2 separate regions of the Mus musculus genome follow, and region 1 is linked to region 2. A link is a contact called in ENCODE Hi-C or POLR2A ChIA-PET data. All regions are on one chromosome and are shown on one strand. The core of a region is the stretch at or near the end of the contact, and the rest is flanking DNA. Distances in the headings are between cores, read along the strand shown. Region 1 holds the start of Ankrd17 (ankyrin repeat domain 17). Region 2 holds the start of Dck (deoxycytidine kinase).

The links. A loop is a pair of places that touch in the nucleus more often than their neighbours do. ChIA-PET counts read pairs that join two places held with the same protein, here RNA polymerase II (POLR2A).
Region 1: a loop to region 2 is called in a map of v-Abl transformed pro-B cells, with 3 times the contacts of the local background. The contact joins the promoter of Ankrd17 here to the promoter of Dck in region 2. A Hi-C loop is called at or near these places in 1 of 37 maps with a recorded cell type or tissue (v-Abl transformed pro-B cells). POLR2A ChIA-PET finds 5 or more read pairs at or near these places in 1 of 5 experiments (Patski).

The regions. Positions count from the first base shown.
Region 1 is chr5:90,362,335-90,368,781 of GRCm38, forward strand. It overlaps Ankrd17 (ankyrin repeat domain 17), which reads right to left and starts at 3,851. Exons shown (of 34, transcript NM_030886.2): 1 at 3,333-3,851. The coding sequence starts at 3,713. Gm9958 (predicted gene 9958) reads left to right here and starts at 4,663. Exons shown (of 1, transcript NR_045618.1): 1 at 4,663-6,154.
Region 2 is chr5:88,760,607-88,767,125 of GRCm38, forward strand. It overlaps Dck (deoxycytidine kinase), which reads left to right and starts at 4,407. Exons shown (of 7, transcript NM_007832.4): 1 at 4,407-4,740. The coding sequence starts at 4,650.

The DNA.
Region 1 (6,447 bases), core at 2,601-5,100, 1.6 Mb after region 2:
CTTTTACAGATGCAAGTCTCCTGGCCTTGCAGATCCTCAGTACTGTCAACACTAATTCACTGGCCCTCATTGTCTAAAGTTCTTCACTAAGTTTCTTTCTTATTTAAAATAAAAAAGCACATCTTTTTCCTCAAATATAGGTGGAATTCTGATCGACTCTCACCATACTTATATTTTATTCTTTTCTCTTCAACAACATTGCTCTTGAACTTAAAAGTTCTATCATTAACATTTCCTCCCTTTGAATTGTGCTTCAGAGAAAGCTGCCTTCCACTCATATCCCAAAGTGTGTTCAATAGAATGCAATATTATTTCTGAAATGAAGTATAAACTCTTCCAATTCTACCTTTTTCTTGTAAATATTTAGTTCAATCCAATGTACAACGTGTTTCTATGTTGGGAAATATATTTTGTTCCTTACTAGTCAGTAGCCCATTGAAAGCTGAGCAAATTAGACTTTCAACTTAGAGGTAAAGTCTTGTGCCAAAAGAAGGGAAGAGAGGAAAAGTTTTCAATCTTCTGCACGCTTTCCAGGTACAGCTGAGGCTATACGAGCATCAAAACCATTCCATCCAATCGGAGATACTTTGGAGATACCTACTCTAAAGGATAAATAGGGCTTGCAACTAGGTACTAAAACTTACAAATAAAGCTCTTACTTAAATCCATGTTCTCTCCCATTTTTCCTCTTTCACCAGACATAGGATGTCCAGCTAACATTTCTTTTTGTCATGTTGTCATCCTTCAACATCTTCAAGTGAGACACCGCAGAAGTATACACTTTCAGATGCTCTCCTAACCTTTTGATGATTTTTACAGGAGAATTAGTTCAAGGATCAGATTATCTGCATTTGTAAACTGTGTAGGCCAAAATAATTTTGGGGAAAAAAAAAGTACACTTCCCAAGTCCTGAAAATTAAACTTCTGAAGACATGTAAAGACAGTGAAAGAGAAAAGAAACTATTGCACAACCCAACCCGCCCACCTGACTCCAAGTTGCAGCACACAGCTCAGAGCTTCACCCCTTCACTCTGATCACAGCATGCAGGCCAGTCCTTTCTATCATGCCCATTTCTCATCATGTGTTACAGACATTTCTTTAATGGCTCAGCTTTCTTATTACATATATTTCACCCAACAAATGACAAACCTATTGCTTTACTTGTGAAGATGGCAGTGCAAAACACAGTAAGGATCAACACTGTCTTAGCTGGTCAAAGTACATATTGTACATATTCTCAGATGAAAAACTCAGACCTACAAAAGGAACATACCCACATGCTTCAAGCCATCTATACAACTTGAGGAAATATCAGGTCATGGACAAAACTACCTAGGGAGGTGCAGTTTGTAGCAGAATTCTTCTTTAAGTATTACATTAAGTATACGGCCTTGTTCCAAACCAGAGCTTAATGTTAGAAAACTTAAAATCTTACTACTGGTGGTTTACTCACAGTTGCTAAACCTGAAATTCAGCACCAGTTTTTGAAATAGGTCAGAAGGGAGACAAAATGTACAGATGTCACTGAGTCTCTAAAAACTTTGATTCCTACTTTTGCAACTATCAGACACTATCCTCCAGTATCCTTTAAACCTTGCTGCCCTTATTTTTAAAATAAAGAGGCTGAGCTGCAGAGGAAAAGTCTTTCCCACTTCTGAGAACTATAAAGCTGGCCAATTCTAAGTACCAAAACAGAAAAGGATTCCATCACGTCCTTCTCATCATTGTTTCAATATTAAAGTTTTGCTTTCTCTTTTGTGTTTGTTTGATTTAAGGGTGTCTAGGGCCTTAGGCCTGCTAGACACTAAGCCTTGCCTACATTGCTTACAATGAAGCCTGAGCAACACGCTGTCCAGAATCAATCAATAAGCAAGTACAAACTACCCATACACATTTACCACAATAGGCCCAATAGAAATAACAGAAGGGACAAGTTTGGAGGTATATATATTCCTACTCTTAGAACTTTTTTCTACGATGTAGCTTCATCTAAGGTTAGGGAAAAAATGTTTGTCTTATTGCTAACAGGTGAGCCTCAAGTCTCTTTCCAAGGTCTCTACATAAACAGAACCTGGATGGGAAAGAAGAAATCAAATTAACTCAAAAGCAGCCTTTTACCAGGCTCTAGTGTGGCACGCAGTATTTCTGGATAATTCAATTAGTCTTCTCTTTAGAATCAACTTTTACAGCTTCTTTCCCTCTGCTGCCTCGAGTTACTATTTCCTCCATATTTGGGTGTTTAAAGCTTCCATTTCCTAATATTGACAAAAGGGTTTGTTCTAAAAGAACTAACAACTGGTAGGTCATAGTTTGCTATCAGTATGGTTCATTAAGCTTTTGGGTTAAAAGGAATAAGGTCCTACAACGCCGCCTGTCTGTAGACCCAGGAAAAACTATAAGGAGTTATGAAACCAGATCACTAGAACATAAGGCCTCCCTATCCCAATCACAACCATGCCCGGGTGCAAAACAGACACTTCATCCCTGCTTACTTTACAATAGATAAATAAATAAAGTTAATTAAATAAAAGCGGGGTATGGTTTGATTATTTCTTATTAAGGGAGAACCCGATGGATTATTACACATACACGCAGAGCACCTAACAATTTTTACGTACTAAGTCACTTGTAAACGCATATGGAGGGATAGAAGATCGGCTCATCCATAAATCTTTCACAAATCGAGGAAGCGAAGAGTACTTCAGCAGCCACGAGTTTAGAGAGAGAGAGAGAGAGAGAGAGAGAGAAAGAGAAAAGAAAAAGCCCTGCAGCAAAACAGTATGGAAAAGTACAGCCTCTCACGTGTCTCTCCCAGATACAAATACTTAGCTCCGAGTCCATTACAATCTTACCGCCCCTCCACAACTGCTCCCGGCCACCTTCCACTGACAGAAAACTACCAAGCTCGCAGTCGGTCCCCCGGAGACTCTCCTACCTATTATCTTACCCCTCCCGCTTTAGCTCCGCCCCCGCCCCGGGAATGAGGTGGCCTTACTGGCCCCAGAGAGACCACCCTTCGGCCCCAAAGTGCCACCCGGGAATCCGACCAATCAATCCCTCCACCCTTCACCCTGCGAAGCAGCATCCTCGGCTAGCCAGCTTCTCGGCAACTCCGTGCACTCTCCGGTCCTCCCACCCCCACGTGTCAGCTACCCTCCCCCACGTCCCCACACCTCACGACTCAGGCCGAGCAAAGAAAGGGGGCAGCCGAAAGCCCGGTCCCTCAGGGCAGATCGTAAGCCCCGAGGGCTCGGTCCCACCGCGAGTCCCCTCCCACCTTAGGCCCTCCACGGTCCCTTCCGCCCTCCTCGAGGTGAAACCAGGCCCTTGCCTCAGAAACCTCCTCTTCCTCGTCGTCGTCGTCCTCCTCTTCCTCGCTGTTGTTGCTGCTGGTGCCGCCGCCTCCTCCTCCTCCTCCACCGCCACCGCCGCCGCTGTTGTCGCTGTCGCTGCTGCTTTCGCTGCTGCTCGGGGGTCGGCAAGTCCGGTTCCGCTTGGCCTTGTGGTGCGGCGGCTGCTGCTGCTGCTGTTGCTGCGGTGGCTTCTTCTTCAGGAGCAGGTCGCAGACTCGCACCATCCCACGAGGAGAAGAGGCCGGGCGAGCCCCGCCGCCGACCTCCGCCGCCGCCGCCGCGGGGGGGGCCGCCACTGCCGCCGCCGCCGGGGGACTCCCTTCTCCCTCAGCCGCCGCCGGAACCGTCGCCTTCTCCATCCCCGCGGGAAGAGGGGGTGGGGGACGCGGACGGGGGAGGGGCGTGGGGGGGCTCCGCTCTACCGCGACTTCGGTCGCGCCGGGGCCGACACAGCGCTCCGGGCCGCCGCCGCCGCCACCGCCTCGGTCACCTCTACTGCCGCCGCCGCCGCCGCCGCTCCGCCAGCTCTCACCTCGTCTCGCGATACTAAGGGCGGGGAGCTTGGCGGAGGGAGGGAGAGAGGGAGGGAGGGAAGGGAGGGAGGGAGAGAGAGCGGGAGGGCTGAGGGGGGGCGAGGCGGAGCGCGAACGCCGTGCCCGGGAAAGCCGAGCAGGCGTCCGGAAGGAGCCGCCGGGGGAGTGCGCCTGGAGTGGCTTCCTCTGGGGAGACCGAGTCTGAGCGGGGACCGCAAGCAGGGACCGCGGGCGGGCGGGCGGGCGAGCGAATGAACGAGCGAGCGAGCAAGCGGGCGGGCGAACGAGCGCCTGGGTGGCTTGTCTTCTCCGCGCTACTTCCCCCACACACACAGCCCTGCAGCCCTCCCTCCTTCCTTCCTGGCTTCGTATTAGAACGCAGCCGCAGGCGGAAGCGCGGGTGACGCCATCAGCCGGCGCCGCGGCGGCCGCGCGAGCGCGGAGCCCTGCCTGCCTCTCCCAAGTGCAGACTCCAGGGCCGGGGAGTGGGCTCCCCCGCGAGCGAGCGAGCGATCGAGCGTGCGTGCGTGGGCGCAGGGAAGCAGAGGCAGTGGGATGGCGAGCAGTGGGGCCCGGGCTAAGTCGGGGGCGAGCGCAGAAGCGCGGGGGAAGCTGGGCGAGCGCGAGGCCTGGCCCCTCAGATCCGGGAGGTGGGGCCTCGCCCCGGACCTCCTGGATGGACTTTTCCTGCCTGGCCATTTTCTCCACCGCCTAAGCCAGAGAGCATTGGATCTTCCGAGAGAACTTCGTGAGAGGAGAGAGACTGAAGTCAGGTCCAAAAGAAAACTGTTTCCCCTCCACCATCCCTTGGAGCGATCACGTCCTCACTTAGAAAACTCTTGTCCGAGTTTGAGTCTCGGGTCCTAGGCTTCCTAAATCTGACTATTTTGTACACCTTTGTAATGTGCAGGAACGGAATCTAGTGATTTTTAAGACTATACACTTCCGAAGAGGTGGGTGTGGGAGCTGGGCCATCATCGTATGCATTTCTCGGTCTGGATTCTGAGATCATTTTGAGTACTTAGAAAACTTGCAGACCGATTGAAATGTAGCTTTCTTCTTCAAACAGACGTCTCCAGTGTAGCCCAGGCTAGCCTTGAACTGGCGATCTTCCTGAGATTATATGGGTCTGTACACCACCGTGTCATGTTTATGTAGCTTATTGAACTCAGAATTAGCCATTTCTGGGCTAGTACGAGTAGTGACATAAGGAAAATAAAGCAAACATCAAAGACAGATGTACTGGCACAAGATAAAAAAGTCCCTCAACTGACAAAGTTACCATTTTAAGACTTCTAAGTTTAGCTGAGTGCCTGATTTATTTTATTTATTTTTTAATTTTTTTTTTTTTTTGCATTTTCTTTTTAGTACTGGCATACCATATGAAATGTGGGCAGTTGCCAGTACACTACGGAGTACCACAGACGAATTGGTGATGACTAAATCAATTCATTGAGGCAAAACTTCATGTGTCTACTGTGTGTGTTATCTCTGAAATCAGAGTCTGTGTTTCCAGGGGCTTCTCTGTGTGTAATAGTAAATATACAAAATGCTAAACATCTGCCTAAAGCTGAGTTCCAGTATACAACATAATACAGAACACTATTGTGTATCTGATAGCCATGGATTTGGACTGTATGGTTTCAGCGGGATCTTGTCCATTTTCTGTATTCTTCAGCACCTTTGTCTCACTTTCCACCTCCATACCTTTTGCAATCTTTGAGTGCCAGCCCCGTTTTATTATACGACTGACTAACAGTTTCACAAGAAGACTGAGGCCATTGACTGCAAATTCCTTCAATTTTCCAAATGCTAGAGATGGGCTGATCTTTTCTCAGTATGGAGAGAATGACAGAACTCCTTGCCCTCATGCAAGGTCAGTCAACTCTCCAACTATATTCTGGTTTCAGTGTCTCTCTTTGGCCTGTTTTTTGTTTTTCTGATTTCAGTCCTTCACAAAGTTTGGCTCCCTTTTGTAACTTACTCAGGTTCATTCCTTCATAGTTGTACATTATGTATGAAATGCAACTTCGTTATTTGGAAAAAGTTCTTGCTTTGCTGTATAGAAATGAAAGATAATCTTTGGGGGTTTGTCAGGTAAATCCAAACTATTAGGATAGTCAAGTCCCCTGGAATGATTTGTATCTATTTTTGAATATATTTTACTTAGTAAATTTTTACATATTTTCTCCCTTTGTCAGCCTTGTAGCCAAAACTGGCTGGCCATGTATTAGGCACACCAATAAACTAAACCTCATGTGTTTTCATGTGATTGTGTCCAGGTGATTGAATTCTAGGAAATAAAGTGCGTGTTGGTAGTATGCTCAGTTTCAGGCCAAATGGGAGTCCTACTGAATTCATGTTCCACCCTCTTGATACCAGTGAAATGCCATGTGATCTTGAAACTATTTGTTGCTGTTATCAGAATCTGAAGAGAGAGTTTGAGAGGCTGATCCTGTCTCAACATCCCAAGTGCTCAGATTGCAGACGTGAACCACCACACACAGCTTCAGATTACATTTTGACTCCCTAACTTTACCTGGTGCTTCAAGTATTAAAC
Region 2 (6,519 bases), core at 3,157-5,656:
TATAAACTCAGCTCAGTCTTTAAGCATCACTCCTAATGTACCTTACACATTACTGTTTTGCGGTAATGTAGAGATGTCCATGTCCATAGGAGCTGTTGTTACCAGTGTGATTGTATATGAGGTCACATATGATCTGTTTCAAGATTCCATAGGAAAGTTCAGTGTTAACAAATATGCAAAGAATTCTGAATGCAAATGGTTTGAAATTTTAAGGCTTTCCTAAGTAGTTATTCTAAGAGAATTCATTTTGAAGGTATAAGACTGCTCTCTGTCTATCACTCATAGTATGATAATTTGTATTCTGATAAAAGAAAAAATGCAAATTAAAATATTGGGCCACCTTGTATGTGTGGTACAAACTCCTCCTCTCCCCCTTCACTCCCTCCTTTCTCTTTTGAGTATCGTGCTGCATAGTAGAAAGCTTTGCGATAAAATCTCAGACAACCAGGAAGCGAAATCACTGGCCTTTAAGATTTGTGTTTTCCCACTCATGTCTGTGTCATGTGCACATACATACCTGCTCACAGGCACTCAAGGCTGAGTTTACAGTTCACCATTGTTAGAGATTCATACAGGTTTTTGTTTGTTTGTTTGACAGTTTCTTTGTCACCAGAGCTGCAGTTATTAGTGACATAATGTGACAATTTCTTAATTTCTCCTTCATAATTATTCCTTTATGGAATTTCTTCTACTTTTGCACAAATTTGAGTTTTAGTTTTGATTTTGAAATAATTGTATAAGTTGTAAAATAGGTTAGTGTATTTTCGTTTAAGAACACTCTCCTCCTTAAATTGTCCTGCAGAAATGACTATATTTTAGGGAAAATAGTTTTTTACAGCTATTAAACTGTATTTGTTATTTTTGTATATGCATAACCAGGGTGGTGAGATCACTAATATTTTAGGAAATACCTTTGTTATATTTGATTTTTTTCTATACATTTAAGTTATTACTTAAAATTATTGGTAGAAATAATGTTGTGAAGACAGCATATAAGGAATACTTAACGTCAGAATAGAAATCATTTCTGAAGATAGAAATCAGAAATGCTGCAGGTGCCAGGTAATGGGAGCAGCAGGGCAGCATTCTCACTGTGCAACTGCTTAAGACATGCACGGAGACAAGAGTCCGCAGTCACGGGGGACAGGTTCTCTAGTAAGATAGTTAGATGGGCAAAAATATCTAAAATATGAAATGCAACGTAGGCGCCATATTGTAAGTTGTGCCAAGATTATGCAAATTAGTTATTGATCAAAGTTGTTTCACTGTTGTTATTTTAAAGGAAACACTGAATGTCAGAAAATCTGTAATATGTTTTATTTGATAGATGTAAATAATGTATACAGTCTTATGTGGCAGAATGGGAGGTATTTACATTTTAGGTTTTTTTTCTTTAGAAGAAAATGTTTATAAGGAAAAAAACCCTAATAAATACTTTTGTTTGGCCATGAATCCTGCCTTCGCATTAGTTTATTTTTACTGTAGGTAGTTTTACAATGAAAACATTTCAAAGAAAAGTAAAGGTATTTAGAACAAATTGATCATTTCAAAATTTGTTAGGCAGCACTTTCAGTAATTCTTACAACACTGGTAGTTACCATCTATGTACCACACATACTAAAATTCAGAAATTGTAGAAGTCATTGGCTCTCAGACTTGAAGGTTCTTATATGCCTGCAGTTAAAACTAATGTTTTCTTTAGTGTGTACTATTGCAGTGAGAGAAAAAAAAAATGACAGCAAAATAATGTAATATTTATGGACCTTTCAACTGAACTAAGAAATGATCCATTTTATCTTTATTATAAATCATTAAATAATATTAGTAACATTAGAATAATATACCCTAAGATCTGAAGTTATAAAAGGAAATGTATATTCCAGAGTATTATTAAAGTATTATTTGGAGAATTTTATGTTACAGGAATTGTGCTTAGATCTTAAGGTTGAAATATTTTGAATAGTGGCTATTGTCAATCATAATGGACCACTGCCACACTACTCAGGAAGACATTTATGTGTGTGCAGGTCCACTTGTGTTAATAGACACAGAAGGGGGGCTGGAGAGATGGCTCAGTGGGTAAGAACACTAACTGCTCTTCAGAAGGTCCTGAGTTCAAATCCCAGTAGCCACATGGTGGCCACAACCATCTGTAATGAGATCTGACGCCCTCTTCTGGTGTGTCTGAAGACAGCTACAGTATACTCACATTTAAAAAAAAAAAAAAAAAGACACAGAAGCCAGGAGCCAAGCTGGAGCCCGACATGCGTGGGAGTGTGCGCACGTGCACACACACTCACACAGAGTTTTATGTGTATATGTGTGTGCCTGAGTGTACATATATGCACTGTGTGCATGCAGGAGCCTGTGGAGGTCAGAAGTGGCATTGGTCCTCTTGGAACTGGAGTTACAGGTGATTGTGAGCTGTTATATGGAAGCTGGCAATTGATCCTGGGTCCTCTACAAGGGCAGTCAGTGCTCTTAATCCCTGAGCCATCACTCCAGTGTCTTAATTGAAAGTATATTTTTTCATATAATATATTCTGATTATGGATTCCCTTCCCCAACTCCTTCCAGATCCTGTCTTTCCGCCCTACCCATATCCAGAGTCTTACTATCATCAGCATACAAGCAACATCTGCAAATAGTAATGAAATAAGAGAAAATTAAAAACAATCAGAGTAGGCTGAAGCCAACAAACTACTAGGAGAAAACCAAAGAAAAGGCACAAGAAACACAGACAGACAGAGACATACATTAGCACACAGAGAAATTCCGTAAAAACGACACTGGAAGTAGTAAGATAAATAAGAAGGACCAGTAAGGGGGAAAATGTATAATGACAAAACTAATACCCAGACAAAACATTAAGTTCTGGAGCCAGGGATCTCTAGAACTGCCACTGAGTTGGTTTTGTGTTGGCCATCTATGCTGCTGGGCATGGCATCTCTCCTTAAGAGTGGTTTGTATTCCCAGTGAGAGTATGTTAGGGAAAACTAATTTTTTCATTTACAAGCAGTTTTCAATTGGAATAACTTCTGGGCTAGGGTCAGAGCCATGTGTCCACTTTTTCAGCTCTAGGACCCCAACTGGCTTAGCTTTATGCAGGGAACATGCATGCTGCCTCACTGTGAATTCATGTGTGTGTTGGTCATGGTGGGTTTAGAAGGCCTTGTGTCCTTGGTGTCCTCCATTGCCTCTGACTCCTAGACTTTCCCCATCGTTTTCCATAAGGTTCCCAGAGCCCTGAGGAGAGGGCTTTGGTGGAGACATCCCATTTAAAGCAGAGTATGCCAAGGTCTCCCTCTCTGCACTTTATGCCTTTGTGGGTTTGGTTCTGCAGAAAGAAGCATCTCTGATGCTGGCTACAAGAGATACTGACCTATAGGATATCACTAGGTATCATTTTATTGTTCAGTTATTGTAGCAGAACAGTATTTGGATTGCCACCTGAGCAGTGTCAGATATGTGTTACATCTCATGGAGTGGGCCTTAAATCCAGCCAGTCCAACAACTCACTTTAATACCTGCTCCTTTTTTTGTAGAAGTCGTCATTTCTCCGCTGCTAGGTCCATTTTTAGGACATATTTTAGGTCAAATGATAGTTACACGCTAAAAAAAAAATAAGTTCCTTTGTTTTTGTAGATAATTTGAATCTGACTTCCAGATGGGTAATCTTTTTACCAGGTCTATACCCTGATTAAATAGCACCTCTCTCTAGCTCAACCTAGCAGAATGCTGTGTGTGTGTGTGTGTGTGCAGAGTACATCTCTATGTATAAACATGTGTATATGACTTTAAACATTAATTACATGTTAGGCCATGGACATGCAATGTTAAGTCATAGCCATGCTGCTGAGAAACATACCTAGTGTTAGGTAACTTTATAAACAGCACGGTGTAGCATGCAAATTAAAGTGGAGACCTTGGGTGTTATGATGCCAGTTTCCAGTCTCACTTCTGGTCCCAGACTTTAAACCAGTAGCCACTCCCTCCCTTCCTTTCATTCTAGGCACTATCCTGTATGGTGGATGGTACTAGATCGCTGGTTAACGAAATAACTCTTAAGACAGTGACGGACAGCTACACGTTTTCTGTGAGAGACACCTACTGAGGCTCTTAGTTTGAAATTACTAGTTCTTACTTTTCTTCCCGGAAAAGTTCAAACCACGAAGCCTGACAGGATCCCAAAGGGCTGGTCCAGAAAAGCCTGACCCTACTCTTCCCTAGGCGCTTCGCTCAAGCTCCGCCCCTGCCCTCGAATGAGCTCATTGCGCAAGGCCCGCCCCCCGCCCTCCCACTGCTCATCCCGCAGGCCCCGCCCCCTCCGGCTCACAGCTCGTCGCGCACGGTCAGTCGCCCGGCTCTCTCAGGGTTCTCCTCACAAGCCCCGCCCCCTACCCTGCGCTCCTGGGACGCCCGGCCCGCCCGGAGGAACCACAGACATGCAGATCCCGCGAGGGCGAGGCGTATAGGGTGGGAGTCGGGGCCGTCAGGGCGGGTTCTCCACGGTCTGCCCAATCGCCTGCGCCTCCGCGCGCCAAAGTCAAAGTGCGGGTCCCGCCGGCGCGAGATTGACGCTGCAACCCGGAGCCGCCCGTGCCGCCGTGTCCCTGCAGGTTCCGCACCCGAGCCGTCTGGAGCTAGGCATGGCCACCCCACCTAAGAGGTTCTGCCCTTCTCCCTCGACCAGCTCCGAGGGGACCCGCATCAAGAAGATCTCCATCGAGGGGAACATCGGTAAGGTGTCCCCGGTGCGGTGCTGTGCTGGTGCCCCAGGATCCTTCCCTGCTGCCCTGCTCGCGCCGGCGCGGTGGCTCGTCTGGCCCGGCGCCAGCGGGGGCTTTGTGAGGCGCGCTCTGGACCAGTGTGCACCCTTTGTTGGGAACTGTTTTTTCTTGAGATGTAACTTAGGTATGCGAACCCCTTTTTAGGTGTGCTCTTCAGGTAGGCTTCACTGACTTGCGGTTTTACCGCAAAATTGAGACCGTTTTCATCATTTACATCCCCAGTTCCCTTTGCGCTTCTTTGTAGTCAGCTCTTTCTCCCTTCCCATCCCCTTACAAGCCCTGACCTGCTTCTGTTTTAATCCCTGCCAGTTTTGTTTTCCCATGATGTCCTAAACAAAACCAGAGTGTCTTGTTTTCTGTGTCTTGCTTAGTATACTAGAGTGCCTTTAAAACTCACCCATGCTGTTTATTTCTGCAGAACTTTATTTCTTGTTCTGTTTTTTTTTTTTTTTTTGAGACGGTCTCACTTTTGAGACCTGCCTGTCTTGGAACTCACAATGTTGGCCTTGAACTCTCTAGCGATTCGCCTGCCTCTGCCTCCTGTGTGCTGGAATTAAAAGAATACACCACCACGCCTGGCCCAGTGTAATACTTTAAAAAAAAAAAAAAAAAGAAAGTAATATTACAATGAGTGGTATATAGCACATCTTTGTTGTCACCATTTGGGTTGGCGTTTGTAGCAATCCCTAACACTACGCTACACATATGAGGAAAGCAGGTAATGAGTTTGATAGTGTGCAATGTTTTATTCCCTTTCCCACGTACAGGTAAGCACTGAGTTTTGGCTTAAAGACTCTTAGAGTTTCTGCCCTTAACCTTACTGGGGGAGCTACACTGTGCATGTCATTTTGCAAGGTGAGCTTGAATTGCCCATTCTTTTACATTTCCTACCACTGGGAACCAACCGACGCTTCCTGTTTTGGCACAGCTGTTAGGTTTGTGCCTGCAGGTTGAGTACTGACTATTCATGTATGCAGCGGATGTTTTCAGTTTTGCCACCTTCAAAGCACCATCTCTTTGAGAAAGAAGGTCAGCAGATGTAAGCTTCAAGAGAGCCGAGCTGAGACACAAAGAGGGCAAGTTTTCCTTGCTCCACACTTCTGTGGCCGAGATCCTCCTTTCTTATAAGTTCTTTGCGATGCCATGTTTATTAGTAAGAATCCTCAGGGCGTCTTAGTGGATGAAGATGACCATATGAATGATGGGAGAAAGTGTTCAGTAAAGTCATCTTCAGGGTAAATTCCAATGGACAGATCATAATGGATTATCTCCCTTCTCTCAAGCTCATGTAGGCAACATACATCTAGTCTTCCATCTCCTTTCCTTCGTACTGCTTTAATCTTCCCAGCACTGGAAAAAATTGTGAGTGGGCCGCTCCGTCTCCTGCTTCTCTGCATCCAGAGCTATCTTTCCACATACAGATTCAGTAGTGCCATCCATGCCTGCCATCCCTCTCTGACCCCCAACTGCACTGGAAAGATTAGGAAAGATTGCTTACTAGCAGTTAACAAGTTTCCCTTAAGCATCTAGATCTTTTCATTGACCAAAAAAAAAAAAAAAATTCTGAAGCTTTGGCAAGCACTAGGCATGCAGGTCAATTTGGGGAAGTGCCATTTAGATTAAGGCTTGTCACTGTATTGCTCTTGTATAGTTGTTTACATCACCTTATCTCATCTGTCAGGTCCAAATAACCTGTTACTGTAAAAATTACGCAATCTGCGAAGACTAG